2 separate regions of the Homo sapiens genome follow, and region 2 is linked to region 1. A link is an interaction called in ENCODE POLR2A ChIA-PET data of the cell type or tissue named here. Cell type or tissue: OCI-LY7. All regions are shown on one strand. Links, peaks and the distances in the headings refer to the core of each region. The heading gives the core; the rest is flanking DNA.

Evidence for each region. Peaks named below come from ENCODE experiments on the same cell type or tissue, not always from the same donor. Only the 100,000 strongest peaks of a DNase experiment are listed, where the experiment ranks them.
Region 2: POLR2A ChIA-PET joins it to region 1 with 7 read pairs; 3 of 35 experiments call an interaction of 5 or more read pairs at or near these places.

The regions. Positions count from the first base shown.
Region 1 is chr2:113,853,797-113,858,197 of GRCh38, forward strand. All of the region lies in intron 2 of ACTR3-AS1 (ACTR3 antisense RNA 1), which reads right to left. Among named protein-coding and RNA genes, the nearest start is that of ACTR3, 34 kb to the right of the region's middle. In OCI-LY7, for the core only: no CTCF peak of the experiment used is centred there; DNase peaks (open chromatin) are centred at 1,012, 1,355 and 1,755; H3K4me3 peaks cover 908 bases; H3K27ac peaks cover 3,482 bases.
Region 2 is chr2:113,734,722-113,739,122 of GRCh38, forward strand. SLC35F5 (solute carrier family 35 member F5) reads right to left here. Exons shown (of 16, transcript NM_025181.5): 8 at 1,056-1,137. Among named protein-coding and RNA genes, the nearest start is that of MIR4782, 16 kb to the left of the region's middle. In OCI-LY7, for the core only: no CTCF peak of the experiment used is centred there; no DNase peak of the experiment used is centred there.

The sequences.
Region 1 (4,401 bases), core at 112-4,111:
TTTGATAGATGGAAGTAATGCAATTAAGTTATTAATTAGTTATGCTGGAGTTAATCAAAAGAGAGATAACCCTAGGTGAGCCTAACTTTTAGAAGATAACGTTTGGCCAGGCACGGTGGCTCACACCTGTAATCCCAGCACTTTAGGAGGCCAGGGCAGGAGGATTGCTTGAGCCCAGGAGCTCAAGACCAGCATGGGCAAAATAGAGAGACTCCATCTCTACAAAAAAATATTTAAAAATTAGCAGGGTGTGGCAGTGTGTGCCTCTAGTCCCAGCTACTAAGAGGCTGAGGTGGGAGGATTTCTTGAGCCTGGTAGGTCAAGGCAGCAGTGAGCTGTGATTGTACTACTGCACTCCAGCCTGGACAACAGAGTGAGACTCTGTCTCAAAAAAATAAAAATAAAAAAGAAGAAGGTAACTTTCTTGAAGGTGAAGACTCAGAGAGACTCTGCTGGCATAGAAGAAATCAAACCGTCCTTAAGAAGAGGTATGGGGAGCTGCAGGAGCCACTTTGTAAGAAGCTGAGGGTGACCTCTTAGAGTTGAAAGCAGTCCCTGACTGAGAGTTAGCAAGTGTTAGCAATGACCTTGGTCACTGTCTTAGTCTGAATGTGCTGCTATGACAAAATACCTTAGTCTGGGCAATCTATAAACAACAGAAATTTATTTCTCACAGTTCTGGAGGTTGTGACAGTGAAGATCAAGGTGCCTGCTGACTCAGTGTCTGGTGAGAGCCCACTCTTCATAGATGGCCCCTTCTCTTTGCAAAAGGGCAAAAAGGGCAAACAAGCTCTCTGTGGACTCTTTTATAAGGGCACTAATTCCTCCCTCATGACCTACTCACATCCGAAAGGCCCCGCCTTTTAATAACATGACTTTAGGAGTTAGAGTTTCAACATGTACATTTGGGAGGGGGGACACATAAATTTAGACAATAGCAATCAATGTACTGCAAGGAAATGAACTGTGCCAACTACCCGCGCACCTGGAGGAGGACCCTGAGCCTCAGATGAGGTCATGGCCCCAGCTTGCAACTCCTTGTCTGAGCTGGTGAGACCCACAGCAGAGGGCCCAGGTAACCCACACCTGCACTCCTGACCCACAGAAACTGTGAGAGAACACATTTGTTTTAAGCCACTATGTTTGTAATAATCTGTCATGCAGCAGTAGAAAAGCAATGTACTACACTTCAGCAAATTGTTGCAGTCAGAGAGAAAAGTTTCCAAAGTTAGTTACCACTGTGCCCCCAAAACAGTGAATGTTGAATAAGCCTTGACAGTAGGTGGAAGTTTGGATGACCATGTTTGAGAAAGGAGGGTGATGAGGGGCAAGCGTCCTGTTGAGAAAGAGGAAGTTATGTGCTGCTTTGTGAGAGGGCATGGTTACTGATGTGCACGTGGCTACGTGAGAAAGGCCTCAAGCCCTGTGTTCTTTTAGGACCATTTAGGAATATTGGAGAGATGTTTCAAGACCCAGTGGTAGGAGATTGAGGCACCAGTGGTGGAAGCAGTCTCTGGTGAAGTGAAAACTGAGGACCTCTGCAAGGCCACACTCATTGGGTCAGGAGGGTTTTTCTCCACTAAGGAAGATAAAATCTTGTCCACAGATCAACCATGGATCCTGACAATGCAGCAGTCAGTAAAAAGGGCTCCTGCACCCACTGAGTAATGAGGCAGTGTTTCTCTCTCAGACTCACCCGGGGCACTGTCCTCTGAGCGGATGCATCCTCCCTCAGACTCACCCAGGGTGCTGTCCTCTGAGCGGATGCTTCTTCCTCTGCCACAGACTTGAGTAGCATCTGCAGTGTCCCTCTGCCTGACTTGCAGCTCGGGGATGTCCTGTGCTCAAAATTCCTCTTGCCAACTGAATGGACTCCCTCACCTTCCCTCTGACTGTTATCTTATTAAAAACCTCTTCCTGAACTGACCCCATCGAAGCCTTACCACTAATTTCTGCTGGTTTTGATCTAAATAGGGTCAGCCTCAAACACTATCCACAACTGCTCTGATTTCACCAAACTGAATTCTTATTAATGTGACTGAATAGGACCCTTTTTGAAAGAACACGTTTTTTAGGAATTGACTGAAAACAATTAATGGGTGGACAGCTTTCATGTGGTTTGAACTTAGGAGAATCTGAAGTGGTAGAACATTGACTAAATTATTAAAATTACATACTGAGGACATACAACAAGCAAAGTGCTATATCACATACTATGAAGATTCAGAAAGTGGAAGGTGTGGTTCATCTTCATCTCATCTTATTTGGTAGATAAAATAGAACATAAGAAATTAACAACACAAAACACACATAATAATTTAATATGGCAAAACAGCAGGCTGATTACCAATGAATGATAAGAATAAAAACTTCGATACAAGTTCTACGAGGACCAAATCACTGTGAGCTCTTTGGATCAGGAAACTTCCTGGATGAGAAGAAAAGAAATTCAAATAAAATTTTTTTTTAAAGAGACACAGTCTCACTGTGTTGCTCAGGCTGAAGGTGAACTCCTAGGCTCAAGCAGTCCTCCTGCCTCAGCCTCCTAAGTAGCCTGGGGTGGTAGGTGTGTGCCTTTGTGCCTGGTAAGAAGTAAATTTTTGATCTGGATTTTAAAGGCAATGCTATGGGCTGAATATTGCCCCCACCCCCAAATTTAGATGTTGAAGTCCTAACCCCTAGTATGCCAAATGTGACTGACTGTATTTTGTATATTTTAAGATAAAATCTGCTATGGTTTGAATTTGTCTCTTCAAAAATTTAAGTGTTGCCAATGTTATCGTATTAAGATGTGGGGCTTTTAAGAGGTGTTTAGGCCATGAGGGCTCCTTCCTCATGAATGGAATGAGGTGCCCTCATAAAAGGGCTTGATGAAGGAAGTTTGTCCCTTTTTGTCCTGCTGCCTTCTGCCTGATGAAGGGAGTTTGTCCCTTTTTGTCCTTCTGCCTTCTGCCTGATGAAGGAAGTTTGTCCCTTTTTGTCCTTCTGCCTTCTGCCATGTGAGGACACAGCATTCCTCCCCTCTGGAGGTCATGGCATTCAAGGCACCATCTTGGAAGCAGAGATAGGACCCTTACCAGAAAATGAACCTGCCTGTGCCTTGATCTTGGCCCAGTCTCCAGACTGCTAAAAATAAGTTTCTGGTTTTTTTTGTTTTGTTTTTTTTTAACAAATTATCCAGTCTGTGGTATTCTGTTATAGCAGCACAAACAAAGACAGGTTCTATAAAGGGATAATTAGGTTAAAATGAAGTCATTAGGGCGGGCCCTATCTAATATGACTGGTGTCCTCATGAAAAGCATAAATTAAGACAGACACACAGAGAGGAAAGACCCTATGAGGATACAGGGTGAAGATGGCCATGTACAAGCCAAAGAGAGGCCTCAAAAGAGATGAACCTTGTGGACACATTGGCCTTGGATTATAGCCTTCAGAATTGTGAGAACAACTTCTGTTGTGCAAGCCACCCAGTCTGTGGTATACTCCATTATAGCAGCCCTAGCAAAGCAATATGGGAAATACCTGGTAACATTTACTCTTTTGAATATAGAGAATTAACTGATTCTATAAGGGAAAGAGGAGATAAAGAGAGCAATAGAAGAGACTGGATAAAAACAAGAAGATGAATTTCAGGAAATAGTGAAGATAGCAATAAGAGGATAAGAAAAAGTGCACCAGGGATCCCCAACATGAACTTTTGCTGAGGAAAGAAAATCAAGATTACTTACTCCAACAGGGATACCTTTGTCTTGAGACAGTGGAGAGAACTTCATGGGCTCAATGAGAAAAAGGCAAGGAAGAAGCAGGAGAGAACTTTAGGGAAGTGAATGGAATGAAACTAAAAGGAAGTGAGAAGCACTATGGAGATACCTCAGCTACTTAAGACAGAATACAGGAAGGGGAAGTAACATGAATCCCAAGACTAAAGAAAGTAAAACATGAAGAATGTGAGGGAGTAAAAGGAGTTTGAAGGAAAACTGGAGGAGCTAAAAACGAACCATACACATATGGGCCAAGTGTTATATAAGCGAGAAACAGGTCACTGAGATAGCATTAGATCATTCGAGCTTGGAGTCACTGTTTACAGGGATCAGAAAAAAAAGGAAATAGGGTTTAATTTTAAGATAAGAAACAGGCTGGGCACGGTGGCTCACGCCTGTAATCCCAGCACTTTGGGAGGCTGAGGCGGGCAGATCATGAGGTCGGGAGTTCGAGACCAGCCTGACCGACATGGTAAAACCCCATCTCTACTAAAAATACAAAAATTAGCTGGGCGTGGTGGCATGTGCCTGTAATCCCAGCTACTCATAAGGCTGAGAATCATTTGAACCCGGGAGGCGGAGGTTGCAGTGAGCCGAGATCATGCCACTGCACTCCAGCCTGGGCGACAGAGCAAGACTC
Region 2 (4,401 bases), core at 159-4,158, 120 kb before region 1:
CAACATTTTTACTACCAACTTCATTGTTTAAATAAGCAAATTATATACCTACCTTTCAAATTATTTTTGTCACTCTTAACTAAGAAAATGACTGCAGTTAAGTAATGACTAGACTGAAATGTTTAAAGTTCATGCATAAAATAGCCTCCAAACTAAACCATGTTTATTTCAACAGTACAGATCAAGTACAGTCCTATTTATTTTAAACTAATAGGAAACTTAAATCTTATTCAGAGTAACATGCTGACTTCATCATAATCAAGCCTGTGTCCCTAAAGTTATTTTTATAGCTTTAAAAATACTTTTGTCTTCCAGATTTGAAAGGTGATTCAATCTTAAAAATAAAACACCTATCATAGGGCAAATTATAGTTCTGAAATAAGCAATTACATTTTAGCCAAAGGGTCTAGAAAAAGATCTCTGGAAAGGATGTGTGAAGGGAAAGGCAACTACAATACAAAAGGCCAGCCTATAAAACTGTAATATGTTGTTATATAAAAAATATTGTAAAGTATTTGAAGGAACATAAATAGCACAGGCTAAGGCATGAAACTACAGTCATGCTTAACAACAGGGATAAATACAGAGAAAATGTGTGTCGTTAGGCAATGTCATCCTTGTGCCACCATCATAGAGCATACTCACACAAACCTAAATGGTATAGCCTACTACACAGCTAGGCTATATGCTATAAGCCTATTGCTTGTAGGCTACCAACTTATATGGCATGCTACTGTATTGAATACTGTAGGCAACTGTAACACAATGGTAAGTATTTGTGTATCCAAACATATTTAAACATAGAAAAGGTACAGTAAAAATACAGTATTATAATCTTATGGGACCACCATCATATATGCAGTCTGTTGTAGACTGAAACATCATATGCAGCACCTGACTGTATACAGATTAAAAGGCAGTTGTAATAGACTAATGTATATTAGAACTAATGTAAGAAGCTATAACAAGATAAAAATGTTGTACATGTACACACATATATACCAGAAATACATACACTGATTTATAATGCAGATTTTTAAAGACAAATTTCTTACCGGAAGTTGAAGATAAAATATTAACTATAGCAACTTGTGTGTCTGAAAGTGCTTCTTGATATGACAAATTTGCCAAAAACCACTAAAGAAAAAGAAAACCAAAGTGAACCCTAATGAAAGACATGTTTACATCTGTCATTACAATTCAGAATTCCCTTTTTTGTTCTCCTCCTAAATACCGTTCTCACAAGATGTTTTAAAAGCTGCTTTGTATTGAAAAAATCACAGGCTCCCAAAAAAGACAAACATTTATAATCAGACCTAAGACCATGCTACCCAATTTCCCTTAAAATTTAACAATAGTTGGTTAACAATTAGCATTCAGGTTTTTTTTTTTAATGAGTAAAATCAAGTATCAAATCAATTTAAAAATTTGCTTTATCTAGGCTGCGCGTAGTGGCTCATGCCTGTAATCCCAGCACTTTGGGAGGCTGAGGTGGGTGGATTGCTTGAGCCCAGAAAGACCAGCCTGGGCAACACAGTGAAACCCCATTTCTACAAAAAAAAAAAATACAAAAATTAGCCAGGCGTGGTAGTGCACACCTGTAATCCCAGCTACTCAGGAGGCTGAGGTGGGAAGATTACTTGAGCCTGGGAGGTTGAGGCTGCAGTGAGGCATAACTGCCTCACTGCACTTCAGCCTAGGTGACAGAGAGACCATTTCTCAAAAAATAAAAAAATCGCTTTATCTAAGTACTGCTGACACTCTGTTAAGTTTATCTAAATCATATTTAAATTTGAGAAAATTCTCCAACATTAGAATATATACAGATGAATACAGCATAATGAGAAATCTATTAAACCAGATGATGTGCATGGATATGGATGGACCTAGCTAGCTAGCTGGATTGAAAAAAGGCTATATTCACTTTGGAAATTTAGAAATGTCCTATGAAAATGATAATTTATTGATTAATTGTGATTGCTTTTCTGAATCTCAGTTTGGAAACACAACCCAAAGAGTTCTCATAACTTTGGATACAGTGAAGGAAGTTTTCCAGCTATCAGGACTTTTTTTAAAAAATTCTTTCTTCTCTTCCACTTATCTAGGTTAGGATGGAGAATAAGAAATAATGCTTTTTTTGATGAAGGTTGGCAGGATGTGTGTGTGTCCAAAGTTCAGTAATTTTCACTGATAATTCATCCATTTTTTTGTGGATAACACTTTTTTACTATCTGAAACAATGCTACTATGAATATCTTAATTCTAGTACACACCTGCCACCTGGTGCATAAGTACATGAGTGTCACCAAAGCATATACTAAGAGGTAGATTGCTGGGTCAAGCAAACTAAACTAATGGCTAGTTTTTGGTGTCTCTGTTACTTACACTGGTTGACTCGAAGAGTTATTCCACCAAATGACTTATTTCTATTAAGAGAAGAACATCTCTCGATCTCTCTCAGAGCTTGTGGCTGAGTAGTTTTACACTAGTATTTACATTGCAAAGAAGTAGTAGAGACACATGATTGTAGAGCACTACCAGAACACAGCAGATGGCTGAGAGCCTAGTAGTCTCCATTCAGTCCATACTGTACTCAAGGCTAAAGCCAGAATGAAACTGTGGCAACGTGGTTCTGATTCCATCTGCAATCCTTTGATTTCCTAGATAATTTCACATGCCTATCTAGATAAAATGAGTTAACAATTGATGGGCAATATCAAACATATATGGCAAGAGAAGCCACAATCTGCATGCCGATGAAGTGCTAGAAAAGAAGATTCGACCCTTAATCTTATCTGTCAAAGATTTTCTCCATGAACAGATAATGCTCACAGAGTGATTATTAGCTTTCTTGACCCACTTCTCTTACTATTTTTATACTTAAATATTGTGCTCATTTTCCAAACAACCTCACTGGTCCATGCTAATGCAAGGTAAATAAATAAAAACAGATCACTTAGATAAGAAGCATTCAAAGGTCCCAAGAATCCTTCATTAGCTGTGAATTCTTTCCAGAATAACCTTCCCATTCTCTACCTCTCCCCAAACTCCATTCTCTGGCTCTTGTTTCCACAGCACCCTCATCACCAAAGAAGACCCATCTCAACCATCCTCCAATAGAAATTGTCCATACAACGTCTCCCTTCATTATTTCAGAGTTGAGGATAACCATTTATGAATAATTATAGCAAATAATTAATATATTTCATAATTTCATTAGTAATTCATTTTTAAATTGTCATAAAATGTTAATATTTGATAAAAATAGTGTATGTTCAAGGTATATAACATGATTTAATATACACATGACATTGTCTACTGATTACCATAGTCAAATTAATGAGCACATCCATCATCATCCATAGTTACCATTTTTCTGTGTGTATATGTGATGAACACACTTAAGAATCTGCTCTTATCAAATTACAAGTAAAGAATATAGTACTGTTATCTGAAGTCTCCATATACATTAGTTCCCAGAACTTATTCATCTTATAATTGAAATTATGTACTCTTTGACCAACACGTCCCCATTTCCCTACCATTCTACTCTCTGGCAACCACCATTCTACTCTTTCCTTCTTTTTTAGATTCTACATACATAAGTGAGATCATATTTGTGAGTATTTGACATTCTATGCCTGGCTTATTTCATTTAGCATAATGTCTTTCAGGTTTGTCCATGTTGTTGCAAATGGCGGATTTCCTTCTTTTTAGAGCTGAATAATATTACATTATGTTCAGCCATGAAAATGTACTATATATATATTCATCCATCGATAGACACTCAGGTTGTTCCCGTATCTTGTCTATGATGAACACTGTAAAATAAACATGGAGGTACAGATGTCTCTTTGAGATACTGATTTCATTTACTTTGGATATGTAGTAAGAGATATTCTTGATAAAGCCAGTATCACCTAAATTACATTTTACAGAAAAAAAAAAAACAACCTAGTAAGACAAAAGATATTCAAAGAAGACTGGCAAATACAGTAATCATTAACTCCTTTTGATCTACACTGTCCAGTACATTAGACACTAGCCACACATGGCTACTGAGCAATTGAAATTGGCTGGTCTGAATTGAAAAGTGCTTTAAGTATAATGCATACTGGGTTTAGAAGATTTTAGTACCAAAAAAGAATGTAAACTATCTCATCAATAATTTTTACATCAATAATATGTTGAAATAATATTTTTACATATAGTGGGCTAAATACAAATATAATATTGAAATTGATAACATCTGTTTCCTTTTCCTTTTTTAAATGTATCTACTAGATAATTTAAAACTATGTTTGTGGCCTGCATTTGAGGCTCATGTTATATTTCTATTGAACAGCACTGCTCTTAACCTTATCTAAAGCTTATCATTCTATTAAGCTAGGTTTCCAAAAA